Linked DNA regions of Homo sapiens: region 1 is linked to region 2. Evidence: chromatin loops called from intact Hi-C (ENCODE). Cell type or tissue: MCF 10A. All regions are shown on one strand. Links, peaks and the distances in the headings refer to the core of each region. The heading gives the core; the rest is flanking DNA.

Evidence for each region. Peaks named below come from ENCODE experiments on the same cell type or tissue, not always from the same donor. Only the 100,000 strongest peaks of a DNase experiment are listed, where the experiment ranks them.
Region 1: a loop joins it to region 2, with 21 times the contacts of the local background. A loop is called at or near these places in 15 of 110 quality-filtered maps.

Annotation. Positions count from the first base shown.
Region 1 is chr15:77,014,038-77,028,741 of GRCh38, forward strand. It overlaps PSTPIP1 (proline-serine-threonine phosphatase interacting protein 1), which reads left to right. Exons shown (of 15, transcript NM_003978.5): 2 at 4,111-4,211; 3 at 4,420-4,494; 4 at 11,247-11,281; 5 at 11,461-11,567; 6 at 13,815-13,877; 7 at 14,517-14,615. Among named protein-coding and RNA genes, the nearest start is that of PSTPIP1, 26 kb to the left of the region's middle. RefSeq lists enhancers at 252-752, 710-779, 5,062-5,634, 5,824-5,953, 8,080-8,129. In MCF 10A, for the core only: a CTCF peak has its summit at 10,428 (motif pointing right); no DNase peak of the experiment used is centred there.
Region 2 is chr15:77,490,313-77,505,016 of GRCh38, forward strand. It overlaps a transcript of HMG20A not described here. Among named protein-coding and RNA genes, the nearest start is that of HMG20A, 77 kb to the left of the region's middle. RefSeq lists enhancers at 5,298-6,098, 6,535-6,829, 6,901-7,700. In MCF 10A, for the core only: a CTCF peak has its summit at 6,680 (motif pointing left); DNase peaks (open chromatin) are centred at 6,619, 7,109 and 10,889.

The DNA.
Region 1 (14,704 bases), core at 6,331-14,330, 470 kb before region 2:
CTGCTTGCTGAACTGCCCCTGGGTGACAGGCCCTGAGTGTGGGGCTTTGCAGAGAGGCAAAGTAATGGGAAGTTAACAGCCAAGATCGTGGCTTGGGATATCTGGGTTATATCCCAGCTGCACCCGGCAGGTCCCTGGGCAGATTGGGTAACCTCTCTGGGTTACCTTTTCCTCATCCATAAAATGGTAGTCATCACCCCTAGCCCAGTATCTGCCTTGTGGTGAGCCCTGATCTTGAGTCCACTGTTCTCACCTATGCGCACGATTTCACTTGCTTCTCGGGTCACCTCTAGGCGGTGAGAACTATTAGGCCCATTTTCACAGGGAAGGAAACAGGCTGAGAAGGGCCAGGGTCACGGGAGGTGTGAACCCACATCTAGTCAGTCAGACCCTTCCCAGCCTCTCAAACAGGCCCGAGTACCCTCTCTGACCTGTGGCCTACACTAACAGGACTGTGCCCTAGAGGGGCGGGCTGTCAGGGCCCGAAAGGGGGTTAGCCTCCTGCCCCCACTTTCCCAATGAGGAAACCAGGTCCTGAGAAGTAAAGTGGCTTGCTTCAGGCCCTGGTGTCTGTGGTCTCGCCCCTGCAGCCACCAAGAGTTATGGGCGTGAAAAGGGGGAAGTGGCGGTAGTTACAGAGGGTGCTTCTCCACTCAAGCCGTGGGGGTGTGGAGGGCCCTGGCCGGCTCACAGGCCTGGGCCGTGGCTCACACCAACACCCACCAGAGAATGAAGCCAGTAGGCTGTCCCTGACAGAACAGGGCACCCAGGCCTTGGCCACACTGCCTCAAGGCAGAGGCAGGAATATGTTTCCTCCCAAGAGCCTCCTCCTGGAGTTCTGGGATGCCGCCTGAGGCCGATGGCCACACACCATGGACGGCGAGGGCTGGGTCCCACATCTGGCTCAAGTGAGCCTCCCAGAGGAAGAGACTGTGCCCGCTCCCCACCTGGCACCCCTAATCCAGGACGGGTTATCCTGGGTGCCACATGGCTGGGCCGTGACCACTGGCTGTTCATGGGTTACCCAGAGCCGCACTCCTCTGACCCAGCCTGGGCCCCAGGCTAGCCTCTGTGAATCCACAGTAACTGAATTATAGCCCAAAATACAGCTTTGATTTGAGGTGGAGATAATTTGAGTAATCATTTTCAAGAGTTATTTTTTCAAATCATGTTTGGATGTTCCAAAATAGAAAATGGTTCCTGGGCTGTCTACTAAATGGCTGATGTAGGTATATGGCTTTGGGGACAGGTTGACCTGCATTCAGATCCCAAACTCTGCCCTTTACCCATTGAGTGGCTTTGGGCAGTCTCTTTCCCTGTTTGGGCCTCCTGTCCCCATCTTCGCCTCCCGAGATCTGTGTTGTGGTCAGGAAGATAACGCTATGATACCCTTGGTGCAGTGTGTGCCAGGTAGACTTGATAAATAGAGATTTCACAAAGGGCAGGGCCACAGGCAGCATTCGGATGACAGAGGTTGGACAGGATGAGGGGAGATGGAGGTAAGAGGAGTGGGGGACAACTAGGGTAGGTCCCCTGGGGGTGATGCTGATGCTGGGTCTTGGGTGGCAGACCCACATGACTGATTAAGTTACAGGATGATTGGTTCATTCATTTCCTAAACACATCCTGAGCCTGACTGTCCCAGCTCAGAGCACGGAGTCAGACCCATGCCCTCGAGGAAGTGGCAGGGGTGGGGGTGAAGGAGGAGGGCGCGGGCTGGGGGAAGGGGTGCAGGGCTGGGAGGCATCGTGAGCAGCCCCTGGAGAGTCAGGCACTTCCTCGGAACATCCCAGTCCTTGTGACAGTAGCTCACTCGGCCACAGCCCCTGCCAGCAGCCCAAAGCTCTGAGCGGGGGACTGGGCGGGATCCTGGAGCCTGCAGCCTCTGGGGACTTGAGCACGGCGGTCACAGCCTGCAGGGCCTCTCGCTGCTTTCTGACTCCTCCCGAATGGCCAGCGTAGGTTCGGTTTGCTTCTCTTTCCACTCTGGGGGCCTCCATAAGGACAGGAGAAGGGTTCCCTTGGCGTCAGGGCTGGGTGTGGGGCTGGGCTCCAGGTGGCCTCTCCAGAGGTATCAGGAAGGAATGACAGGTCCCCTGAGAGTCCGGATTCTTGTCCTGACTCTGCAGCGTCAAGCAAGCCATTTCCTTCTCTGGCCTCAGTTTCCTGAGGAGTGAGGGAAGCCGCACAAGGTGGTTCCCAGTTCTCAGGGCGGGGGGGTCTGTGGCATTCTGACATGAATGCTGGTGTCCCTCCGGGCAGGTGCAGGAGGCTGAGGCCCCAGATTTGTTTTTCTTCCCAGCCGCCAGGAGCTCTGACCTGAGGGTCTGGAGTGAGGGCAGAGGCTGAGGGGTGGGAAGGGGAGGGCTGCTGGCTGCAAGCAGCTGCCCACCAAAACCACAGAAATGGAAGCCTGGTCCAAGCTAACCCAGTGATGTCAACCTGGACATGGGGGTGGGCGCCTGCCTCTGAGGCTGGGGGGACAGCTTCTGGCCTTCCAGGCTAGACACGCTGCTTGTTGCTCTGTGGACAGCTGAGCCTGGACCAGGCCCTCCTCAGGAATTTCTAGGGATGCTTATGGAGGGGGTAGGAGCTTGGGGTCCTAAGTGTCCTACAGGCCAGGAGAGTCCACCTGCTGAGGGTGGGCTGGAGTTTGTGGGGAGGGGGGGCACTGTTGGGGCAATTTATGCCATTGCTACCCCTACTTCAGATTCTTCTTAGACCTTGGAGAATACCTTCTCCTTCCAGCACCTGACTCAAATGCCTCTTCCTGCAGAGAGCTCTCCTGGATTTCGACTCCATCCCTGTTCCCCTCACACCCCTAAGGTGGCATTTGAGGGGAGACATGGGTCAGGGGAAGGAGTACCAGGCTTTACCTGAGTCATGTGTGTGCGACCCTGGAGTGTGCGTGACCTTGGAGACTGTAATGTGTGTGGTCAGGGGAGCTGGGACTTCTTCCTCCAGTCTCTGAGGCTTTAGGGGTCCTCAGGGATAGAAAGGAAGACAGACTAGGTGCGGAATGTCAGGCCTGCCTTGGTGCAGTTGGTGACAAAAATCCTGTCTCCCCAGCACCTCTCAAGCTCCCCTGGAGTAAGCCTGCGTGCAGTGCCTGGGAGAGCTCAGGGGGTTGTGGCGGGGATCCTGGCCCCGGGACCCACTCCCCAAGCCTGGGAATGTCCTGGGAGACCTCTGTTCCTTCATAGTCCTTAAAGACTACCTCCCTCCCCCAACTTCTCACACCCAGCTTCCCACACCAGCAGCTCAGACACACACCTGGAATCCACTGCACAGTGAGAAAGGAGAATTGGGTTGGCCAGGAACAACAGCCAGGGCAAGCAGGGCAAGTGCCAGGCAGCAGAGGGTAGCTGTCCCTGGAGAGTTCTCTGAGGCTCCCCACCCCACCCCAGTCCAGAGGTGAATGTAGGGTGTGCTTGCGCATGCTCTGACCTGGACTGAAGTCACCCTCCATGCCCACCTCCCTGGATCTCCGTGAGGGGGGGTTTCCTGAGCCCACAGAGAGCCCAGCGCAGCATCTGGCACATGGCTGGTGCCCAAGAAACCGCAATTGCTGTGATGGTCATGGAGACTGCACAGTGCTGAGGTGAAGGGCAGGGACCCCAGCCAGACAGCCTGGGGTTCAAGGCCAGGCCAGCCACTTTCCAGCTGGGCCGCTCTGGATACGATCACATGTCACCCTCCTACACCTCGGTTTCCCCACTTAGCTGAGATAGGGATATTGGAAGGGTGGCACTGTGAGTGAGTGAATTTCAGGCCTGGCTGTCATCAGGGGGACTTAAGGGTGGCTCTTCCCATCTGCTATCTCATGCTGATGTGTGTCCTGTCCTGTGAGCTCTCCAGATGCCAGGCCCGGCACCCCCGGCCCTGTCAGCTGGGTGGGGCTCACTTATGTACCTGTCACCTCTGCAGATGTGAGGGGACCTCCTGTGTGCCTGTGTAAAGCCAGGTCTGGAGTCCCAAGAGCTTGCCCTGAGCAGGGGAGATGGAGGCAGGAGGGAGGCTGTTCCCAGAGATGGTGGGAGGGTCCCCACAGGGCTGTGCTCAGTGTCGCCTGGTCGTGGCCCTCATGTGTCCTTCTGTCCTGTGTCACAGTGCAGGGACTTCACAGCCCACACGGGCTACGAGGTGCTGCTGCAGCGGCTTCTGGATGGCAGGAAGATGTGCAAAGACATGGAGGAGCTACTGAGGCAGAGGTGAGCTGCTGGGCAGGCCATGGGGAGCGCAGGCAGGAAGCAGGTGGCTTCCGCTCGGCTCCTGGGACAGTGGACGAGGCCCCCATCCCAGCCAAACTCTGTCAGAACACGCCCTGCTTTAAAAAACTCTTCTGTGTTCCCTCAAACCTGGGCCTCCCCCAGAGGTGGCAAGTCACTGATGATCTTTCAAATGCCCTTTTTTTTGCAGGGCCCAGGCGGAGGAGCGGTACGGGAAGGAGCTGGTGCAGATCGCACGGAAGGCAGGTGGCCAGACGGAGATCAAGTAAGATCTCCCGGGCCCTGGGGCTCACTCCTCTCCTCTGCTGGCAGTTTCTGGGCCTTTAGATGAGGTTTAGGTCTTCCTGGCATGGGGGAGGCTGGGCAGAACCAGGGTAGGTCTGGATTGCTCCTTGGTGCCTGGTTATTGGGCATTCAGGGTGAGGCCAGGTTCTGTGAGGGAGGAAGCCCGAGGGTCTGAGTTCTGGAAAGGGTCTGGGCAGGGGAGACAGGAGGCCATCCATCCTCAGTCATTTGCAGCGCAGTCTGCACCAGCCTGGGTGGCCTCCACTGAAGTCCTGAGGGGCAGGTGACAGGCGTCTCCACTGGTGGCTCAAGTCCCCTGCAGCACTGGCTCAGCATGGGCTTCAAGGATGGAGATGTAGCCAGAGACAGGGGTCCAGGAGGGGACACACCTGGGTTCCGGTGTCAGCTCCTCACCCCCCAGCTGTCTGACCATGGGCTGGCTGCTGACACACTCTGTGGCTCCGTTTCCTCATCAGTGATGGGAAAGTAACGCAGCCCTCCTCAAAGGAAGAAGTGGGCCCATGGGCTTAGCTGAGGCCTGGTTAGAGGGCAGGCCGTCAGGGAAGTGGCTCTGATGAAGCGGGAGTCTCCAGCCCCACAGGTCTCTGCACGCAGACTGCTGGGGTGGGAGGCCAGGTGAGGAGATGAAGGTGAGTTCAGGACACAGCCACCCTAACAGTGGAGTGGAGGGGCTGCTCTGGGAAGGCCCAGACTGTCCCCCTGGGTGAGGACAGAGCCAGGCCAAGGGGCAGACAGACCACCGGCCTCCAACTTCTTGAAAGGGCTCTGCAGAGTCCTCCTGCCGAGGGGCCCTGAGCCTGACCCTGCAGCTGCTGTGGAACCCCTTCCCTTCCTGCCTTCTCCCCCGAGAGAGGAACTGAATGTGCCATACTCTGAAGGTCCCCCAAAGACACCAGGCACCCTGGCGGCTCCTGCTTCCAACCAGGAGCCAGAGATCACAGGAAGGCTTAGATGTGGCATGAGCCGTGTGTGAGGCCAGAAAGTTGCACACAGCCCTGGGAGGACGGAGGGCTCTGAGGAGCCCTTGGAGCTCTGGTCCCGGCTCGGCCAATCTGAGCTGTGGGACTGTGGGCCAGTCGCCTAGCCTCTCCAAGTTTGTTTCTCACCTCCCACTCCAGCGAGCTGCCGTGCAAATCAACAAGAACATGGTCTGAGGGCCTCCCAAGGGAAGGGCTGAGGGCCGGGTGCAGGCTGGGCACAGAGGAGGGCTCAGGACATGGTGAGGAGTGAATGGACGTATGCAGGGAGGTGTTTTCTGCAGGAAGCAGTGCCCAGAGCTCTCAGCCAGGGGAGGAGCAGCTGTGGGGGCCTGGCAGCATGACCAGGGGAGCCCCTCCTGGTCTCCTGGCCTCCCAGCCTCCAGGCCAGCTGGAAGAGAACTTTCCCAGAAAGAGAGGGTACCTCATGGGGAGAACTCAGAGACTCAGGAGAGGTGGAGAGGGTGGCCCCAGCAGGGCACAATGGGAGCCAGGCTGGAGTGGGTCTGTGTGATGCAGGCTCAGGGGATTGTGAGTCACAGGGGATTTACAGCAGGGAAAGAGAAGCTACCCACAGAAAATACAATGGGGGTGGGGAGCAGGGTGGGCCTCAGGAAGCAGGAGGTACGCAACATCTTGCTCCATTTGTAGAACTAGGAAGGGGCCAGGTGGAGGCTCTGGGCGGCCCTGATTGCGCCATGGTTATTCAAGGCCAGGTGGGGCAGGGTCTGCCCTGACTTATCCTTTGTGTGGCCCTGGATGGTCCTCCCTGTCTCTGAGTCCAGGGTCTGTACCTATGGAAGGGGATGGTCACTTGGAGAGGTGTTCTGGGCAGTCACAAGGACAAGCAGAGAGTGCCAAGCCACAGGGGTTCACTGCACACAGTGGGGCTCCATAGTGTTGCTCTTGACCCATGTGGCATGAAGTACTGTTGATGAGGCCATGCAGCTGTTCCTTTCGGTGTAGGCCAAGCATCCATCCTCCATCCATTTAGTCACCATTTAATTGAGGACCTACTATGTGCCATGCCCTGGATGGGTCAGGAGGATTCACTAATTTAAAATAAAATAAAGGGCTTTGCCATTCCTTAGCCAGAGTCCAGCACAGTGAGGGTGACTTCCTTCTCCTTCCTAGTCCTTTGCATTAGGGCCCATTTATGCGCCACCTCCTCCAGGAAGCCCTCCCAGACACCTTGCCTTGCCTTACTGTCAGAGTCTTGGCTTAGACCCAATTACCCCTCCCCATGCCAACCTGAAGGGCTTTTGGTGGGGAAGTGTGAGCAGTGGCCGTGGACCTGTTTCCTCATCTTAGACTCCTGTGGGGGGGGGGGGTGTGTGTGTTGGCCCTCAGGAAAGGTGACCCGGCTCTTCAACATCGGGGCTGGTGGCCCACCCTCCAGGGCCCATCCCTGAGTAGGGGAAGCCCCTGGCCTCCCTGAGGCCCACAGCTGCCCCCCAGGTCTATGGGATGCTCATTCCCTGCCCCTTGCAGAACGGGCAGGGGACTGGGGGATGGGAAGGCTAGGAACAGGGTGCAGAACGAGGACAAAAGCCAGGTGGTTAAGTGACCCTATAAATAGCCTAGTGAGCCCTGAGGGCAGAACTGCTGCCTGAAGGTACTGCATTTCTGCAGTCCCCTGACCTCAAACCAGCCGGGAGCCACCCTCAGGCCTGGAGGCTCGGGCCACTGAAATTAACAGGAGGTTACATCTTAAGTGATTTTTGACATGTACCTCCTTCACATGTTAACTCAGCAAACATCCGTGGGGCAGTGGCAATGGAGGATGGACAAGTAAGACCCAGTCCCCAAACTCCAGGGATCCCCACCAGCGCTTTCAGTGCATTTTAAAGACAGCATTAGGGCCAGGCGCCGTGCCTCACGCCTATAATCCCATCACTTTGGGAGGCTGACCTGAGGTCAGGAGTTCGAGACCAGCCTGGCCAACATGGTGAAACCCCGTCTCTATCAACAATATAAAAATTAGTTGGGCATGGTGACGCGAGCCTGCAGTCCCAGCTACTCAGGAGGCTGAAGCAGGAGAATCACTTGAACCTGGGAGACGGAGGTTGCAGTGAGCCCAGATTGCACCACTGCACTCCAGCCTGGGCTGCAGAGCGAGACTCCATCTTAAAAAAAAAGATAGTGTTAGTATTTGCAGGGGGCTTACCAACATTGCTGACATCACATGTCCAGCCCTGCAGAGACTTTGCCTGACTCTCCTTTCCAGCCTCTGGGCCTTTGCTCCTGCTGTTGCCCTGTTGCTCCCCTGCCCAGTCCCACCCATCCCTCAAGGCCTGCCTGAAATGTCACCTCCCTCAGAAAGCTGTCACCTCCACTCCCCTATTGCTCATCCTGCGTCAGGTAAGGTGCTGGGGGTGCTGCATGCCCCCAGAAGCTGCACAGGGCAGGGGTTTGGGAAACAAAGGAAAACCAAGGCAAGGCCAGCTTCCTGTAGCCCCTCTGTGGTTACCAGTGGGCAGGTACAGCCCCCAAGGGGTGCAAGTTTGAATCCTCACGTCCCTGCCTCACCCCCAGTTGTCACAAACCAAAAATGCTGTGGTTTTCCTGTCAGAGAGATTTTTAAAATTTTTTTCATGGTCTCTCTTCCTCTGAACTCAGAGAGAATGACGACATTGCTGAGGATATTGGCGGGAGAGAGCCAGGCCCTGTTCCTGTCAGATGTCCCCTGACGCTGGCTCATCGTGGGCACAGCCTCAGCACAGGGAGCCGAGAGGGCTACTCCTGTCAGCTGGTGGGCAGGCAGCAGGGACACAGTGGGGTCAGAGCAGGAAACACACTGGAAATCTGGACTGTATTTGAGCACAGAATTTCAGACTGAGCTTCCTGAGAGCCGAGTCAAAAAGGGCAATGGGATGAGTTACACATGAAGGCACTGGTGACAGATGGCAGTAGGCAGAGGCCTGTGCAGGACCCTGTCTTCAACATGCGATGGAGACACAGTAGAGGTGCTCAGGGAGATCTTGACAGTTTCCCTGCACAGACGGTGGGAGGAAGCAGGAATTTCATGGGGCAGAGAATGACTTTATGTGGCCCCCAGATCCTCCCCAAGATCAGAGCTCAAGGCTGTTCACTTTGGGGGTTCTGGGGCAAAGCTGGGCTCCTCCTCTCATCCACAGAGCTGAGGCTGCCTCCTTGAAATTTCATCTGGGGCCAAGAAAGGGAGGAGTGTTCTGGGCCTTGTTGTGTGAGCTGAACTAGGGTGGCCTGATGGTTCCAGCAACGGGGACAGGGGACCTGGGGCAGGAAGGCCTGCAGCCCAGGGGACAGGAAGAGGGGCCTGGAGGGGCCAAAGCCTGCCTGCCCAGGTACCCCAGACAGAGGTAGCACCAGTATCTATGCAGTACCCAAGGCCTAGCCAGGTCATGGGGACAAATGGGAGTTCAAGGTGAGCACAGACCATCACTGTCAAGACTGTCCCAGGGGTGGGACAGAGGCTGAATGTCCACCTGGCAGTGCTGTACGTTCAGGCAGGCTCCCAGCTTTCAGGTGGGGGCTGGGAAAAGGGCCAGCAGCTCCCAGAACCTGCGATTCCTTACAGCACCCCTCAGCCTGAGACCATGAACCGGGGTGGCCCACAGGTGGGTTTGGGGTTGAGAAAATTTAGATTATGAGCCTGGGGACAATGAGGAGGAGAGCCAGGCATTGCCCCTGTCCTCAAGGGCTCATGGTTCAGCTGCGTGACAGACATCCGCTGGGCCAGCCCAAAGTGACATCAGTGCTCAGAAAGGACAAAAGAGGATGCCAGGCAAAGATGCAGCAATGGAGATGGGCACGTGCAAAGGCCCTGAGGCAAGATGGAGCCTGGCACCTGGAAGCAACGGGCGGAGGGGCAGAGAGCAGGGCTGACAGGTGGGAGGTGGAGGTGGTGCGGCAGGGGCTGCAGCGGTGGTGGCAGCTAGCGTAGGACAGTCACGAGATTTAGGAGATAAAATAGAAGGTGGCGGCAAGGAAGGGAGAGGACAGAGCCTGGTGTGACTCCTGGGTTTCTGGTGTGTATAGCTGGTGGACAGTGGTGTCTTTGCCAAGAGGGGAGCCCTGGAAGAGGAGAGGTTTGCAGGGCAGGTGCTGAGTCCGGTTTTGGACACGCTGAATTTGAGGTATCTGTCAGATATGAGACCCAAAAGGTGAGGGCGGGGAAGTGGATGTGCAGGCCCTGAGCTCTGGGAGGGGTCTGGGTATGCTGTGGTCATGAAGGAGGCGGGGCTGGAGGGTGGTGTGCGTAAGGGCTGGGTTGGGGGTGCGGGGACCACGCTGTGCCTGGAGGCCTCTAACTGAATGAGTGGGACTGAGCTGAGGGGTGAACTGACAGGAAGCAGAGGGATTGGAGGTGCCACTGCTGGTGAGGAGTCAGAGAAGAGTCCTGAGCCCCACAAGGGAAGGTGGGGTCACCACACAGCCACCCCTCTCCTTCTTCCTCTCCCTGGTTCCGCCTCTTACCGCAGGGTGGCCACGGGCGCAGCTCCTTCACTCCTCTGACCCTTGGCTTCTCATCTGTGAAATGGGATAATAAAGGCACCTGTGCTGGCAGAGTTGTGAGCAGTTCTGACGTCTGGATGGGCATCAGCAGCGCTTGGGGCCGGGCCCCACCCCGAAGCCTCAGCCTCAGGAGGTCGGGGAGGAGCCTGAGAATCTGTATTTCTAACAGGCTCCGCGGATGCTGATGCCGCTGGTCTGTGGACCTCACTTTGGGATCCACGAGTTTAGGGCGAGGGGCCTGGCCCCCACCGATCTCCCCCAGGCCTGGATCCCCAGGCTCCTGCCAGGCTACTGCTCCTCCTTGGCCTCTGCTTCCCCAGGTGTCTACTGAGAGGAGAAGCCCCCTGAGAAGCCTGCCTGGTGCGCTGCCCCCTCCACCCAGGGCTGTCCGGTGGGCGTCATGAGGCCATATGGCCGCCAGGGGGCAGCCGAGCTGCTCCACAGAGAGGCTGCAGGGAGAGCCAGATAAAATACTGGATGCCCAGGTGAACGTGAATTTCAGATAAACAACAAATACTTTAAAAATAAAAGTCCGTTTTAAATACTACAAGGGGCATACTATACTCAAAAAGTGCTCGTTCATCTGAGATTCACATTGCACTGGGTGTCCTGTTTTTATGTGTTCATTCTGGCAGCCCCCGCCCATCATTCCCTGCCTCCTATGCGCAGTGCTGGGCCCTTCCCTCCCTCCCTCCCTCCCTCCCTCCCTGGCAGACAGTGCCCACCTCTCAACTCCTGCGCCCTGCCCTGCTAGCCTCTCCCACGGCCATCCAACCTCCTCCAAACATCCCCCGGGCCACCTGCTGAGAGCCCATCTGAACACTGTCCCCTCCCCTGTAGCCTCACCCTGGGGCCATTTGGTACCTGCCGAGGAGAGAGGGCTGTGAATGTGGGAGAGGAGTTCAGGGGAGGGAGGGAGGGTCCTGAAGACAATCCCCTCTTCTCTAAGAATGCAGCTAGGAGCACAGATGGTGGGGGCCTTCGGTACCTCCTCCTTCTGCCACATTGCAGAGGGTTGATTGCTTTAATTTGCAGAGAGCTTTGTCTTCCAGAAATCAGTCTGGGGCCCCAGTGGATGGTCACCATCTGGCTAAAGGGTCCCTTGGTTCTAGAGTGACCCAGGGTCTTCCCACCAAAATAAAAGTCCTCCCCACTGCCCACCCCGCCGGGAGGCAGCCTGGACTGTAGGTTCCCGCTGTGCTCTCCTCCTCCTGACCTGGACCCATCTGTTTTGCAGCTCCCTGAGGGCCTCCTTTGACTCCTTGAAGCAGCGTAAGTCCCCTACCCTGGGGCAATGGGATCTTTTGGGACTGCGAGGCTGGTGGAGGGTTTGGGGGGACAGAAGATGAGGTGTTGGGGCTGGGGCTGGGCTGGCCCACACGGGTGAGTTGTGGGTGGCTGAGGCCCATCAGATCTGACACTGGGGACCAGTATCCATGCTCTGCCCCCAGAAATGGAGAATGTGGGCAGCTCACACATCCAGCTGGCCCTGACCCTGCGTGAGGAGCTGCGGAGTCTCGAGGAGTTTCGTGAGAGGCAGAAGGAGCAGAGGAAGAAGGTGAGGCAGGTGCAGGGGGCGGGGGAGCTGCTCCCCCATTGCCAGCCTCTCAGTTGCTGTGGGGGTAGGGGGCTGACCTTCCTGGTAGAGCCAGTGGAGGGCGGCAGGGGTGGTGGTGGGACAGCACTCCAGGCTTTGGGGCTTGAGGGTGATCTGAAGTGGGTAGGGAGGGCAGAGGCCTGGCCGCTGGCACTAAGGCCAACTCTTAGTCCCAGAGCCCCATGGAAGGTCCTTCCTGTCGAGCTGCCTCACGCCTAGGAGGATCCTACTACAGCAGACTCTAGAGGGTCTGTGGCAACTTGGCAGTGTCCAGAGGAGGCAGTCTGAGTTGTGGGGGTCACTGGAAACTGGTCTTGAGTCCAAGGATCAGGGCTGATTGTCCTGGAAAAAGGCAGACTTGCAGCCAGTCACCCCACAGGACTGCCCAAGGCTGAGGGGTCAGACACAGACTGGGGTGGGAGAGTTGTATGGCATTGCTTAGCATCCAAAGGTACTTCTCACCCATATGTAGGGCATGGCTGTCCCGAGACAGAGTGACTGCATGGAAGTGAAGTCCCCATCATGGGAGGTGTGTAAGCAGAGGCTGGCAGATGCTTGTCAGGGAGGCTGCAGGGCTGAAGTTGGATATAGGTTCCCTGGAGGGCAGGCAGGACGCAGACTGGCCTGGAGGCTGGGCTTGGGCCTGTGAGGATGGGGGCTGAGCCTCTCAGGGCCTTAGTGATGAGGGTGGTGCCCTGCACAGGGTGGCAGGGCAGCACACAGATCCGCTTCTTGCCTGGGGAGGAAGGATCGTTGTGAAGTGGCCAAAGAATTGAAAATGAAAAGTCACAACTGAGCCTTGAAGGGGAAGAAGCTGTACCTGAGGCTGGGGCCAGGCTAGGCCTGGGTGTCCTGGCCATACCACTTCCCATCTCTGTGCCTCAGTTTCCCTCTCACAGGATGGGACACATATGTCTACCTCCCAAGTGCTGGGAGCTCAGCCCAAGCCATGCGCCCCTCAGTCTCCACAGACAGGGCTCCAGCTCTGGTTAGCAGCTCTGCTGGCAGAAATGTAGCGTGGCTGCCCGTGCCACCTGCCCATCTGCCAGCTGGGCTTTCAGGATTCTAAATGTGGGGTTCTGAGCAGACAGGGGGTCCCCAGAAGCCAGCCCAGGCTTGAGGTGCCGGAGCAGGCACCCTCTCTGAGCTGGGACGTGCCCGCAGAGCCTGCAGAGAACCTGCCAGGAAGGAGGGACCCCGGCCCTGCTATTTTGGGCCCTCCTGTGGCCAGAGGAGCTGCACTGGCTGCAAAGGCTGTTTTGGACAGAGCATTCTTTCTCCAAGTGGCCAGGGCCCCGCAGGCAGAGCGCTGTGTTGTAGTGTGTGCCATGTGTGTCTGAGCCTGTGTGTGTATGTGCGTGTGCCACAGAGCAAGGACATGTGCTTACAGGATGGTGCACACGTGCCTACGCTCCCCTGCATATGCCTGTGAGCATGTGTCCTTGTCCAGCCCTGTGCACTTGGGTGTTTTGTGCTGTGTGTGTGTGAGTGCCTGTGCCTCGCTGGTCTCCCAGCTGGCACAGAACCCCTCCCCTGAGACCCCAGGCACAAACTGGCTCAGTTCTCCTCCTACCTCATAACCCAGTCGCTGTCCTGGCTGTTTTGCCTTCTCTATCAGAACAGGAAGCCTGGGAGGTGAGGGGAGGCTTTGGCCCCAGACCTCGGCACAGGGGCCCAGTGGCCACTGTGCCTGCATGTGGCCTGTGGTTGTGTGTGGGTGACTGTGGGAGTGTGTACTTGTGAGTGGCATCTGTGGGTGTGCACAGGAATGCCTGTGATCATGCGTGTGGGCAGCTAGGGATGGGGCCTGTGTGCCTCCGAGTTAATGTGGAACTCTGCATGTATGTGTGTGCCAGAGTGTACACACACGTGTGAGCGACTGTGATGCCTGCAGAGGCTCAGGGATGCAGGATGAACGACTGTGTGCGCACGTGTGTTGGGGTGGGAACTCCCCAGCTGGAGACGAAGCTCTGGCCAAGGTCTGCAGCAAGGACCTCACGGCACACCCATGCCCTGTGATTCTCTGTGGCCTTCCATTGTGAGGGTCACTGTGAAGCAGCAGGCTCTGGGGGAGGGAGGGCAGCCTGTCACCCTCTCTCCAGAGCCAGGAGAGGTGCTGCGCCTCATCCCAGGGACACTCCGTCCTCTTGGCCTAGGGGAGCCTCCCGAGGCCGCGGCCCTCGGCTCAGAACCTCGTGTCCCCTGCAGTATGAGGCCGTCATGGACCGGGTCCAGAAGAGCAAGCTGTCGCTCTACAAGAAGGCCATGGAGGTGAGCGCCAGGGCCTGGGGCCGCGGCCTTCCCTCGAGGAGCAGCGCAGGTCTCAGGGTGCGATCCTGGGCTGTGGCCCCGGGCAGGGCATTTGGAACAGGCTGACCTCAGCCTTGGTCCTCGGACCTCGGCCTTGGGCGCACCAGCCTGCGGGGCGCTTGGGCCCGTGCTGGGCGCTATGGCCCCGTGGGGATGGTCCCGGGCCCTTCCCTTGTGGGGCTCGTGAATGAAGGGCAGATGAAGTCAGCTGGGGACTCCAGGGGTGGAGGGAGGAGGGACCCCTGAGCTTGATCCTGCGAGACGCTGGACAGGAAGGGAGAGGGGCTCCTAAGAGGGCGCGGCGTGGCGAGGGGCGTGGCGAGGGGCGTGCCCTCGCCGAAGAGCACAGCCCAGGAGGCGGGGCCCGGGGCAGGCCGCGCTGTCCTCAGTGGGGAGGGCCTGAGAGCAGGACTACCAGCAGCCCCCACGCCTTCTCTATCTCCTTCCGGACCCCCAGATCCCTGTCCCTGGTGAGGATGCCCCCACTCCACCCGCAACCCTCGCCAGGGAAAAAGGGAGGCTGGGCTAAGGGAGCCTCACTCCCGGGGACCACAGAACAGGGCTGTGCAGCCCCCAAGTCACGCCCCTCCACACCCCCAGTCCAAGAAGACATACGAGCAGAAGTGCCGGGACGCGGACGACGCGGAGCAGGCCTTCGAGCGCATTAGCGCCAACGGCCACCAGAAGCAGGTGGAGAAGGTGCGCTGGGCTGCTGGGCCGTGTGGGTCGCCCAGGGCTGGGGGCAGTGGGGGAGGCAAGGAAGGGGTGCCGTAGACACCCCCAGGCAA
Region 2 (14,704 bases), core at 3,164-11,163:
AAGGGTCACTCTGGCTGCTGTATAGAGAATTGTGGGGTGGGCAAGAGAAGAATCAGAGAGACTAGGAGAAGGCTGGCATAGGAACCCAAGTGAGAAATGACAGTGGCTTAGCCTAGAGTGGTGGGAAAAGGCAGATTAATTCAGGATATAGTTTGGGAGTATAATGGACAGGAATTGCTGAGGAGTGGGATGTGGAGAATGAAAGAAAAAGAAGAATGACTCAGTTTTTCCTGGGCACAGTGGCTTACGCGTGTAATCCCAGTACTTTGGGAGGCCAAGGCGGGTAGATTTCTTGAGCCCAGGAGTTCAAGACCAACCTGGGCAACGTGGTGAAACCCCATCTCTATAAGAAAAAGAAGAAGAATGACTCAGTTTTTTTGGCTTGGAAAACTGGGTAATGGAGAGAGGTGCCATGGCCTGAGATTGCAGACTTAAGTATGAAACATCACGGAAGAAAAATCAAGGATTTGTTTTTGACTGGCTAAACTTGAAGTCCCAACAACAGATGAGCCCCTGGGCAAGACACACATCTCCCTGCTATCAGTTAAAAAGTTCCTTTCAGTTCCTAAAAGTCTGTGGTTCCTTGAGATTCTAAGTTCAGGTCAGTGTTTGCTAACATTCCTTCTATCCTCAGCGCATGTGCACACATGTAGATCCAGTTACGTTGTGCGTTGAACTGTGAAATTAAGGAATGGTCTCCTTTTTAATTCTTGACGCTTCTTAGGAAAAGAATTTTTAAAACTTGCATCTGCATTTGTTTAAGATTGACATAAAGCAGCTGAATGTTCTAGGATATAAAAATCATGCCATAACCTGACCATTAGAAAATCCTGGGGCAAGAAATGGAAAGCGTCTGCTTAAAAGAGACTGGTCAAAAATATATTTGGCATCATTCAAAGAAGGGTAATGTGAGAAGACATCACTGATACAGTCAGAAGGTTTAAAGACTCAGCAAATGGGCTCCTGTGAGGGGTGCTTTTGCTATCTTCAAGGATAGAAGTCAACTGAAGGCAGCTGGGTCCAGGCACTGGAATGTAAGACAACAACCTATTTTTCTTGGGGCCGGTGGATTTTTGAAGTAGACTTATGTTATATTTATCAAAAGAATTTCTTGGTTTAAAGGACAAACTAATATAGTAATTATGGATTTTATTCATCCCTCAGAAGAATGAGTATTTTAGATACATTCATTTTTTCAAGCATTTCCAAGTACTCACTATGTGTTTTGGGTGTAAAGTTGAGGAAGTCCCTCTCCACTGGAAGCCCACAATGTAACAAAAAATAGATACAAAAGCTAACTACAATAGGGTCTGATAAATGATCAAACGGCTGTGAGCGCAGTATTCTGGAAAACACAAAGGAAAAATTCAGTGGTTTTGCTTGGGGGAAGGCAAAAGAGCTTTACCAGGATAACATTTTGAGCTGGGCCTTAGAAAAAGAGTAGTTCCTTAAGATAAGCTAGAAATAGACCTAGAGATAGAAGTACATTTTTGGTGTACTCAAGTAATTCAGCGTGACTGGAACACAGGTTATATCCAGGGCACTGACCAAAAAGAAAGATAGTGAGGTGTTCTGAAAATGGATTGTAAATGGGCCTTGAATGTCAAGCCAAGGGTTTTAGCTTTTGTTTTGCAGGCAGAGGGAAGGCCTCAAGGCTGTTTTTGCAAGGCAGTGACATAAGGAAAACTACACCACAGCCTCTCAACCATTTTTCTGCCACGAGCTGCTTTGGCAATCTGGTAAAGTCTATGGACCCTTCTAGGAATGTTTTCTAAGTGCATAAAATACAAATAAAATTACAAAGGAAATCCACTATATTAAAATATAGCTAACAAAATATTAACAATGTGTTATGTAGGAATACCTGTGCTTCTTGATAAAGCATTAAATAACATGATCTAGTTCTAATAATGACCATAATTTTAAAGTAGTAGTGACCATAAATAATATTTCAACATCTGCAATGTCTATAATATAGTATGAAAATATCTGTGATCTTGTTGGTGGCAAAGTCACAGGTCCTGCCAATACTACTGGGGCTTGTTGCCAATGTTTATAATCAAAAGAAATGCAAATTTTCAATTAGAGGTTTGTGAAAATCAAAATGTAATTTCCCCCCATCCATTATTGTGGTCCTTAGCATAAATACTCTTGAATTCAAGGCAGTATGGAGATAGACTGGTTAGGAGACTGTTAAAATAGCCAGGATGGAAGGTAAGAAGAGCATGCAGTCGGGGGCTGGGTATGGTGGCTCACACCTTTTGGGAGGCTGAGGCAGGAGGATTGCATGAGCTCACAAGTTCAAGACCAGACTGGGAAACATGGTGAGATCTCATCTCTATAAAAAAAAAATTTTTAATTAGCCAGGCATGATGGGGCTCCAAGATACTTGGGGGGCTGAGGTGGGAGGATTGCTGGAGCCCGGGAAGTCGTGGCTGCAGTGAGCCATGTTCATACCATTGCACTCCAGCTTGGGTGACAGAGCAAGACTCTGTCTCCAAGGAAAATAAATAAATAAAGAAGAGGAAGAAGAAGAGCATGCAGTGGGGATGGAGTAAAGGAGCAGAGGAGATTAGAGACATTTGGGAGTTTGACTTGGTTCCTCCCAAAGCTCAGTGAGGAATTCTTCAAGGAGGAATTTTGGGTAACTGTGGTCTGGTGGGGCGGGTTCACCAGGAAGGCAGTGTAAATACCCTTTAGGCAGCTCTCCATATGCAGTCTACTTTCATTACTTGGTTCAACTAATATGCATTACCCTCTGGAGCAGGCAATAGGAATATAGCAAAACAGGTAACAATTCTTGCTTTCATGGAGCCTAGTATCTAGTGGAAGAAACGTGATTAAACAAACTTAAGTAGATGTGATGTTGCCATGTGGTATCAAATGCAGGAAAAGAGTAGTAGTAGCGTGTGTCAGCATATTGGCAGGGAGTGGGCAACTTTTTTCGATGGTGGGGTCAAGGAAGGCCCCTTCAAGGAAGTGACACTTAAAATGAAAAACCAGTAGGACTTAGGGAGAGTCAGGAAAAGAGCACAAAAACCAGCTTTCATTGGGGATTTAGAGGAGCTGAAAGAAAACCAGGGACCTGGAGCAGGGAAATGTAGGGGAAAAACAGCAAGAGATAGGAGAGAGGCCATGTGCGGTCTTATCACCAGCCCAAGGATCTGGGATAGTCTCCTCAGTGCAGGGGGAAGTCACTGAAGGTTTCAGAAAGGGAAGTGACATCATCTAGTTTGTGGTTTTAAAAACTTATTCTGACTACTCTGTGAAGCATTGAAATAGGGAGCTAAATTGTGGCTGTGGCTATAATCCCTCCAGAGGTGGTGGTATTATGGACTAAGGGTGTAGCAGTGAAGAATGATGTGGGGAAGAGGATGGAATACAGCCATTTTGGTGGTGGAAGGAACAAGATGAGTGACGGATGAGAGGGAGGCAGGAGGGAGAGAGCACCTACAGTGATCTTGTGCTTCACATGGATGGTCCAGATACCAGTTACAGAGACAACGACTAGAAGAGGAGCAGACTGGGGCAGGGGAATGGCTGGAAATCAGACAGCCTTGTGGGAATGTTTATTTGAGATGCAAGTGTTAAGTCAGCAGATGTAGGTGTTAAGTAAGCATTTATATTGACAATTCTAGAGCTTAAAAGGCGGGCCTGGACTTGGAATGACTTTTACCAAAGACTTCCAAGGAGACTTTTTTTATTAGAACTTTTCTCCCAGATCCTGGCACTGCTCTGAAGGCAGATAGTCAAACCCTACCAACTGCAGCCACCCCTGGCTAAAGATTTCACTGTTTTATTCTTTGCCCTAATGTTAACTTTTTTTGTTGTTGTTGAGACAGGGTCTTCTTTTGTTGCCCAGGCTGGTATGCAGTGGTGTGATCATAGCTCACTAGAGCCTTGAACTCCTGGGCTCAAGAGATCTTCCCACCTCAGTCTCCCAAGTAGTTAGGACTACAGATGTGCACTACCATGCCTGGCTAATTTTTCCATGTTTTATAGAGATGGGGGTCTCACTATGTTGTCCAGTCTGGTCTCAAACTCCTAGGCTCAAGCAATCCACCTACCTCAACTTCCCAAAGTGCTGGGATTACAGGCATGAGTCACCATACCCGGCCCCTACTGCTAACTTTCACTATTCTTTCATCCTGCCCTTGACATCAGAACAACATCTGGACCCAAGTGAGACTTTTCCATTGGCTTAAATCAGTCAGTACCTGTAAAGATGTTCAGAATATTTAAACTTACATGAGTCTGCCACATGAGATTTCTGCAGGGGGAGCTTTGCAGCCGTAAAGAGGATGCTAAACATAGTGGCTTATAATGAAATAATATGTTTATCTTGGCTGGTTTTATAGCAGATGTGATTGGGATATTTACTGGTTGTTTCTTAGAACTAGATGAAAGCAATAGTTCAGACCAAATGAATTACAGCAACAAAACATGCTAACAACATAAAAAAAGATATAGATTATGGAAAATTATAAATTGTGATCATGCAGAGAGGTCTCACTCTAGCCTGAACACTGGTGACCCACAACTAAATGGGGCCAAGATTAATCATGCCTCAATCTTACACATAAGCCAAGGGATCTTTTCTAAAGATCATGCCTATTAAAGCAGCAAAGACTTTTCTGCAAGATATATCATAATGAGCTCCAGACATTTAATGAGAGACAAGTGCTACGGTTGAAAGTGGTGACCTTCAGCATCGAATCTGAAAATGAAGTAGGCCTGCTTGCTCTGCAAAATGAGGCCCCAATCCAGTCTGCTTAGGTGAAGAGAAGTCTCACATTTGTAGATGGTCTGTTGCAGGCAAACCTTAAATCTTCTGGGAAAGGGGGAAAGGCTTTTGTTTGTTTTTATTTTTCTAATTAGGTAAGGATTGTACATGCAAGGAGCAAGCAGCTGACTCCAGGCTGCAGGCCCAGTAGCTTCCAAAGGCAGTAAAGCCAGCAGGCGTGGTGGCTCACGCCTGAAATCCCAGCACTTTGGGAGGCTGAGGCGGGTGGATCACTTGAGGTCAGGCGTTCGAGACCAGCCTGGCCAATATAGTGAAATCCTGTCTCTACTAAAAATACAAAAATTTGCTGGGTGTGGTGGCACATGCCTTGTAGTCCCAGCTACTCGGGAGGCTGAGGCAAGAGAATCGCTTGAACCCAGAAAGCAGAGGTTGTAGTGAGCTGAGATTGTGCCATTGCACTCCAGCCTGGGCATCACAGCAAGACTCCATCTCAAAAAAATAAAGAACAACAACAAAAAAAGGCAGTAAAGTGGAAAACGGCATCAAGGAAGAAACCAGCCTAAGGAGTTAGATAGAGTGTCCCAAAAGCCTCTGGAAGAATATGCAGCACTCCAAGGCCAGGAGACCTCAGCTTCCATCTCTGTTGTAATGGCTGCCTCAAATGAGGACAATTGCCTGGCCAAAAAATAGCAGCATGAAAGAGAAGTGTCATCCCCCCTTATTCCTAGTTTTTCATCCCCTAGAAGCCCCTCATCCAAGGACTTGTGTAAAGTTGTGTCCGCCCCTACTTTGATCTGCAGTAGGAAATGCTGGGATGCATGTCCTGACCCTCCTTCCCCCACTGCAGCCCTCACGAATGGTAGGTGGCTGTCCTGCAGACAGGATGCTGCCTCACGTCCTGAACCTCGCCACAAATTCCTGCCCCACTGGCTGCTTCTGGCTTCCTCTTGCAATCCCAGGAGACAAAGGACTGTGAGGGAGGAAGGGAGCCGAGCATGGTCTCCCAGGCAGAAACCCTTTGGAAGATGCCGGAGCCTCAGCCTGCTTGCCCGGGTCTGCCTTTCTGGGTGGGAGGAGGGGCGGCCTCCCTACTCTTCCCAAATGTCCCTGTCTTAAACCCATGCAGCACAAAACAAGCCAGTTCATTGTGTTCTTGGATATAAATATTGATTCTAGGTGATGTTAACATTCTGTTCATAAAAGAATGTAACATATTTCTCCCACACCATATTAGACTGATGTGTTGTTTGGCCAAGGGAAGTACCGATTGCTGGCTTCTGCGAGAAAATGTGGACATTTAAATGCATGCAGCTTTCAGAAGTCTAGGAAGCAGCCTCAGAACAGCAACCAGGCCCCTGGGTTGGCTTCAGCTCTGCCCTCCTCCATCCAGTTTCTCCTTTTCCATCTCCATTGTTTGCACATACCTTTGGTATTTCTGATCACTTGTAATTTAAGAAAATGCTTTCTTGGAATTATATCTTCTTTCTCAAGGACCTGTTAATGTGGGACATTTGCTTTCTTCAGGAGGGCCCGGAAGGTCAGGACCAAACATTTTTAGTTTTCTTCCCCAGGGGAAAAGATCTGGGAGGTCCTGTCCTCCCGTTTACTTTTTCCCCCTCTCTGCATGTCGGAGGGAAGGGCAAAGTCTTCAGACCAGAGGTGGTCCCGCCAAGCGCTCCACCGAGGCCTGACCAAGCCCAAGACTCAGATGTGTTGGCCGCCTTGGCAAGGCAAATTCCCCACATTCCACAAGTGCTCTTGAGGGAGAAATAGAAGTAATGAGAAAGTGGAATTCTTGATGTGTATGCGTGCTCACTCGGGTGCCAATTCATCCGACACAGACAGATCCCTGGCCTTATTTCGCAAGAGAGTGATAGAGCCCATTTCCAGATGTGCGGGAGGACGGCCCGGGACCCAGTGCTGGCAGGAGAGCTGGCGCCCTCTGCTGTCCCGGCTAGGAAACACTGCAATGGTGGGAAAGAACCTGGGGTTCCTGAAAGCCGGCAGCTCTGTTACAATCCATAGCCGACCCTCGCAAGTGTGGAAGGGGCCTGCAGCTCCTTGCTGTTCAAATGATGAACCTGCAAGGGGCTGGATTCCCTCCTTCTAGCTGGCTCTCTTTGTGTTTCGTGGCTCTAAATGAGCCAGAAATCATGAGGATTTACAATAAAACCCCAGCCTCCCACAGCATCTGCTGGTCCCGTTCCCGAGAAGGTGAGGAAGAGTGGCACTGTCTCTGGCCTGTGAACCTGGCCAGCAGGCCTAGGCAAGGCGAGACAATGAGGGCAGCTTGCCCAAGAGGAGGCCTCCTGCTGATTAGCAGCCCTCGGGCCATACCCTTGCCTGAGAATGCAGCTTCTGGAGGCCTGGCTGGCTCCAAAGCTTCCAGCCGAGTGGAAGCTGCAACTGCTCCCACTCAGGCATACTGGCATCTCTAAGGGGCCTCAGAGCTGGCACAGCCAAGAGACTGGCTCAGCTTACAAGCTTAGACAGAGCTGCCACCCCCCTCTGCCCTGCTGCCTGCCAAGACAGCAGCACAGCAGTGGGTCTGGGGCCAGGGCCAGGCTTGCTGCTGCAGGAGAAAGAAAGAGATATTAATAGAGAGAGAGAGAGAGAGAGAGAGAGAGTGTGTGTGTGTGTGTGTGTGTGTGTGTTGGTGAAACGTAGGGTGGAGATATTAGGGGGATGCAAGGGGGATGGCTGGTGAACTATACTTGGACAGCCTTTCAGTTCTGCAAAAAGGCACAAAACAATCAGTTTTTGTTTTCTGGAAGATTTTTAATTTTTTTTTTTTTTTTTGTAAACCAATCTCTTCCCTGCTGGGAGAAGAAAAACCCAACCCGCCAAGCAACCCCCTAAAAACAATGCCCTTCTCTCTCTGGGACCAATTTTCAGGCTGCACAGCAGTCCTGACAAGGTCAACAAGCTGGAGCTGTAAGTGGAAGATCTTTATCTAGGTGGGAAATAGGAAAATCATTTGACTGATAAAAGGAAATACAATAAATAGCATCTAAATTCCTGGCTGCATCCCCCAGGCCCCTCCTCTGCTGGAGAAAGTGCGTGGGCCAGGGATACATGTGCTGCTCCAGCATGTTTAAAAATAGCATGCAGCACACAGCCCTTTCTTACCTTCCAGAAAGACTTCATTACCGGATCCTCAGCCCTGAGCCTGCAGAGCTGCTGCCGGCACTTTCTTCTCCCTGCGCTGGATTTTTCTCTTTGGAAGCATTAAGGGAGTGCATGTGATACATTTTACTCACGGGCCAGCTCTTGCTCAGCTAGTTTCAATCTAGGCACGTCTAGAGCTCACGTTGAAAGTCCATTGTATTTAATGGGGTGTTAACTCTGTTTATTCTCTGGGGCCTGTGCAGTAATTTTACACTCTGCAAAACTAGCAACTTGAACCAGAAATGATATTCCTCTTTCCCCATGCCCACCCCAGTGGGCTGCAGTCCCCAGGCACCTCTGGCCCTGCTTCCCAGGGTTCCTGTAGCTCAGGTAGCCGAAGAAGTTCTGCATGCCGTGGGAGATGGGAACTCTGGGGTTCACATCCGGTTCTGCCGCTTGTTAGCACTGGTGCAGCCTGAAGCAGGTCTCCTCAGCTCCTGGAGACATTTTTCACATCTGTGAAATGAAGATTTTAATCTGCCCCATGTATCTCAAAAGGCATACAACAATCTCATAGTGGAAAAACATTTTCCTGGGTTCTACAAAGACACCGTCCTATTATTCCCAACTGGGCCACTTCAGCATCACCTCGGAAGCCACTTAACCCCTTCGGATCTCCATCTCTCCACTAAAACCTTGGGGATTTGAATAGGACTATAAAATCCACTAATCAGTCTGAATCTTCACCATGCTGTTGTGATTTTTTTATAAGTCCATTATTCCTTCCACCTTTATTGGCTGGCATTCTACTCTTGGGAAGACTTTCTTGTCTCCCCACTTACTTATTCTCAGGGCCTGGCCCTAGAAGGTGCTGAAGACTTCATATAGGACTGGATGACCCCTTCTAGCTCTCAATCTCCAAGTCTCCAGGAAAATAAATGAAGCACATACTATTCTAATACATTCTACCATTCTGTGGGAACTGTGCCTTCCGTTATTCCCACCTGATCTAAAATCCCGACACTTAGGATGCTCAAACATCATCTGGACCTTGGCATTCCTCCTCCAGTGCCAGGCCTTCCCTCCTGCATAAAACAGCTCAGAGCTGAGTCGCCCTTGCTGGAGTTCCTGATCTCTCTTTCCAGCTCCCTCAGGGCTTCTCCATCTGGCATCCTGCAGAATCCTCAACTCAATTTGTCCAAAATTAAATATGTATTCTTCCCAAACCCACATTTTCTCTAATACCTGTCAGCTCAGTTAAAAACTCCACTGCTCTCTGAAGCTGGAGAGCCTGGAATCCTACACGCCTCTCCCCAGCTCTTTACCCTGCTCCCAGCCCTCCACATCTCATTCACAGAATGCTCCCCCCCACACACACACACAGAGCCCTGGAATCCCCCTAACAGCTGGCCCTTCTCAACACCTCCAGGACAGGCCTTTGTGGGGGTCTTCAGCTTTCAGCTCTCCTGGGGCTCTCCTAATAGCCCATTGTTTTGTTTTTCCTCTTTTTTGCTATTAACTAGTTCTATAATAGCCTTCTAACTAGACTTAGTATAGCCAGTCTCATTTGTCCCCCTCTTAACTCCCCTCCACCAGTTCGTCCTGCACACCACTACAAAAGCAACTTTTCTAAAATGCAAGATTAGTCTTGCAAATATCTTTTTCTTTTCTTTTTTTTTTTTTGAGACAGGGTCTCACTCTGTCGCCCAGCCTGGAGTGCAGCAGCACGATCCTGGCTCACTGCAACCTCCGCCTCCCAGGTTCAAGGGATTCTCCTGCCTCAGCCCTCCCTAATAGCTGGGACTACAGGGGCACACCACCATGCCCAGCTAATTTTTGTATTTTTAGTAGAGACAGGGTTTCACCATGTTGGCCACGCTGGTCTTGAACTCCTGACCTCAAATGATCCACCCGCCTCGGCCTCCCAAAGTGCTGGGATTACAAGCGTGAGCCACTGCGCCCAGCCATATCACTCTATTTTAAATGAGATCATAGTTGTGGTAGTTGCTTTTGTTTTTAAGCCTTACAAAAATTCTATACGATAAGAATTATTAGCATGAAACTAAGATGAAACTAAGACTTAGCTAGGTTAAAGGACCTAAAGCCACATAGCTATTACACCTTGCAGAACCAGAATTTGAACTCAGGTCTGCTTTGTACTGCAAAACCCATGTTCGAAAGTATTTAAGGTACCTGGCACAGAGCAGGTGGACCAATGTTATATTCTTTATATTCCCCCTTTTCTATAAACTTCAGTCTCTTCAGCAGGGTGCAAGGGCCTATCCCATAGTGGGTGGCGTATGTCTCCAAATGCATCTCCTGTTACTGTGTGGCCCATTATCACCACTACCCATTAGGCAACATCAGACCACTCGCTGTTCCCCAAACCCTCCCTGTTCTTTTTTTTTTTTTTGAGACAAAGTCCAGCTCTTGTGCTCTTGTCTCCCAGGCTGGAGTGCAATGACACGATCTTGGCTCACTGCAACCTCCGCCTCCCGAGTTCAAGCGGTTCTCCTGCCTCAGCCTCCCAAGTAGCTGGGATTACAGGTGCCTACCACCATGACCGGCTAATTTTTATATTTTTAGTAGAGACAGGGTTTCACCATGTTGGCCAGGCTGGTCTTGAACTCCTGACCTCAGGGGATCCACCTGCCTTGGCCTCCCAAAGTGCTGGGATTACAGGCATGAGCCACCGCGCCTGGCCCTCCCTGTTCTTTTTTAAACTTTCTTTTTGAAATCCTCTTTCCTACTGCTTGGCAAGGCTTTTCTTACCTTGTCCTTCCTGCTCTGCAAGCCCAGATCAGATAGCACCCATTCTGTGATGCTTTTCCTGATCCCCAAACTCAGAATTCACGGCTCCAGCATCCCTCTTGCCAGCACCACTTGTTACGTATGCCTATTCTGATACTGATCATATTGGTGTGTGGCTATTCAGTCCTGTCTCTTCTCATCTTTGTATCTCCAAACCTGGCACTGTGCCTGGGACAAAGTAAGCACTCAGTAGTAAGTCTGTTGAGTTTAGTTCAGTCCTGCATCCTTCCCTATGACTAATGCTTCATTTCATCTGTCTTGCAAAGGTTAGAATGTCTCTGAAGACTTGTTTGCATCACCTCCACTCTCTCTGATTTCCACACCCACCACCCCATTGAAGTTGCTCCTGGCAACTTCTTGAGAGATCTCCTCATTACCAGAACACTCTCTTGTCCTCAGCCTCCAAAAGTTGCAGCAGCACTGGGCATGATTTCCTCCCTTCTTTTAAGTGACTCCTCTCCCTCGGCTTCTGCCATCACAGTCTCCTGCTTTCTTTTGCCTCTCAGGCTCTCTTGGGACTCCATCTGAGCCCTGGAAGTAGAGAACCTCAGAGCTCCGACCTGGGTTGCATTCTCTTCCCTCTACATTCCTTCCTGAAGAGACTTGTCTATTCCCATCATTTAAAGCAGGACCACTATCTTCAGCTCTCAGCTCTAGATTCAGATATGTGACAGCTATTTGACATCTCACTTAGATCATCCTTAGGTACTTTGGGCTTGAAAGCCTAACAATTGACTCCCAGGTGTACCCCCAGACCCTTCCTCCTTCAGTCTTTCTCTGTTCACTAAAAGGCAACATAACGAAGGATCCCCTTCTTGGGATGTTGGGAGCCACTCTCTAGGAGGGAAGGTGCCTTAGAAGAGGGGGCAAATCTGGGGATATCTGAATATCATGCATTCCTACCTCTGACTTAACCTTGGAGAAACACCAGATGCCTTAACCATGTATTCAATGCCTGGCATGATCTGGCCCCAGCATCCCTTTCCAGGCCCAGCTTTCATCTCGCCCCTAGATCAGAAATGGGTGAAGTATGGTCCATGAGCCAAATCTGGCCCATATGTTTCTCTACCGCCTGTAGGCAAAGAATAATTTTTTATATTTTTAAGTAGTTGAAAAAAATCAAAAGAAGAATATTTGGTGACACATGAAAATTACATAAAATTCAAATATCAGTGTCTATAAATAAAGTTGTATGAAATACGGCCATGCTGGTTTATTTACTTATTATCTGTCTCTGCTTTCTAGCTACAAAGGCAGAGCTGAGTCGTTGGAACAGACTTATAACCTACAAAGCCTAAAATATTTACTATCTGGCCTTATACTGAAAAAATTTGCCAAGCCCTGCTCTAAGCCAGTCCCTTGTTCCCTAAACACACCTTGCAAACTTCTAGTTTGGCACACACTGATCTCTGCTCCTCTCTATCTAAATCCTACCTCTCTTTACCCCTTGCCAATCCAGCATCTTCTAGAATCTTCCTTGTCTCCTCCATTCAGTGGTTTCTCGTCCTTCTCCAAATCCCTCTGCTAACACGTAAAGTTGGTGGACTTACCACCCAAGGCCTTAGATGACTATTAGTTTCTGGTGTATGTCACATGTCCTGTCCAGATTGGGAGCCACATGACGACAGAGATGGTATCTGTTCATCTTGTATAGCAGGGCCCAGCACAATGCTTAGCAATATCATAAGTGCTTAGAAAGTAGGTGTTAAAGGCCAGGTTCAATGGCTTATACCTGTAATCCCAGCACTTCGAGAGGCCAAGGCAAGAGGATCACTTGAGGCCAGGAGTTTGAGACCAGCATGGGCAACATAGTGAGACCCTGTCTCTACAAAAAATAAAAAAAAATTAGCCAGGCGTGATGGCATGCCCCTGGAGTCCCAGCTACTCAGGAAGCTGAGGTGGGAGGATCATTTGAGCCCAGGAGTTCAAGGTTGCAGTGAGCTAGGATCCCACTGGACTCCAGGCTAGGCAACAGAGTGAAGCCCTGTCGCAAAAACAAAAGCAAAACGAACAACAAAAAAATCAGTGTTGATGTACTCCTTTCTGAGTGGTTTCATCTTTCCTGACAATCCCCTATTTAACTCTGAAAAACAGCCATCTACTTATTTGCTTAGGTATTCTTTTTTAAGGAAGATGCAACTTCTATCCAGCCTCCCTCCAGTTCATCCCCATGAAGTGCTGAAGACAAAGCATAGATAGATAAGTTGCAAGAACAACTTTACACAACTGCTAGAGCTTATGGGGAGAGGGGGCAGTGAGATGGAACTGGGCTGGACTCCAGTCCCAGCTCAGTCACTGATAGCAAAATCTGGTATCAAAACCATCAGTTTTGCTATTTCACCTGTCCTTCCTCAGTTTCATCATCTGTAAAATTGTTGACTGAAAGTTGAATGTCTGCTCAATCAAAGGAGTCCCTCAAATCCTTTCCAGCTCCAAAACCTGAGGATCCTGTTTTTCCTGTAAGCCCTCAGGGTGGTGAAAATTCCCAAGCTTACCTCCTGAAAGAGGCAAGCTTGTCAACCCTAGCTGACCCCACTTGAGCCCTCTCCTCAGGAGATGCTCTCTGATGCTTATTCCTTATGTAAGCAGTGCAGCCACCCTAGGGGAGAGGCATTATATTCCCACTTGGCAGACCCAGAAAATGAGACCCAAAGAGGAGAAGTGATTTGCCCGAGCAGGAGAGCATGTCACACGATTCTAGGGGTGCTGCTCACACCCTGGTCAGTGGTGCTCCCTCGGATCGTAATACACCAGCGATTCTCCAACTTGGGTCTTTAAATCACCAGAGGATCTCGTTAAAACAGATTTTGATTCAGTCACTCTGGGGTAGGGCCCAAGAGTCTGTATTTCTAACAAGCTCGCCTGTGATATGTATGCTCCCGGTCTCTGGATCCCACTTTGAATAGCGAGGTAGTGCACAACCTGTACAGCTGCACATGGCAGCTGTACACACAGCTCAAAAGCAGCACAGCGGGGACTTAAATTTAGGTCTTTGGACTCAAAGTCCAGTGTCCTCTATGCTGAGCCAGAATTTTGCAAAAAGCACCTCTACTCTGGGCATATGAGTGCCTGGGGATCTGGAGGAGATTTGATAGGGAAAAAAATATCTTTAGTAAAAGAGAAACAAAGTCCTGCCTTTGCTGACCAAGAGTCCTCAGCCGAGGCCTTCTGGGGCAGGCATAGATAGATGTCTGCATAAGTGGGGAGCCCTGTGGGAACAAGAGGAAATCAAGGGACCCCACACCTAGCCTAGTGGCAACCTGGGGTCCAGAGGAAGGAGGAAAGGCAGCTGGGCTCTTTGTCTGCCGCTCCCAGAGTGGCTAATGAGCAGGGCGTTCTTCCTTGCAGGTGCTGAGAAGTGGGATGAGGCTTGTAAGGAGACAGAGTACCAAGCTGCAGTCTGGGAGGCCTTAATTCCTAGAGTTCTCCCTGCCACAGCTGAGCTGGCTCAGGGCCCATTTCTGTTTGCTTGGAACAGTCTGACATTTTGTAAGGAACCCTTTGCGCGGGGTGCGCCTTCTGGCCTCTCAAGGGTAATTGCCCAAGAGAAGCAGGTGCTCCCCGCTGGGGCTGGAGTTTCCGTTGGGGAAATCAACCTGACATAATGTACTGGGGAAAGCTTTGTACACTATAGAGAGCTATGCAAATACCAGCAGTCCTGGGGTGGAAGGAGGGCCTGCAGCAAGGGGCAGCACTGGAGGACCGCTGGAGGGGCAGCGCTGAAAGATGGGCTTCTGTTGGAGATGCCTGTGAGGCCTTGGGGGAAGTTGGCAGCAGAGAACTGGGCGTTACAAATGGGGGGATGCAAAGGGCAGTGAGCTTGCAGGTGGGAAACTGGGCTTCAGTGCTGGCCCCGCCACTCACCAACTTCAGATAAGTTTCTACAGTACTCTGAGGCTCCATCATCTCCTGTGTCTATGAGGCAATGAAGCAATAGGGGCCATGACATGTCTGCTGTATTATTGTGGGATTTTAGCGTCCTTGGGGGTGCCTGGCACAGTGTATGTTAGTTGACTCACTGAGGTTCGGGGTCATATGTGG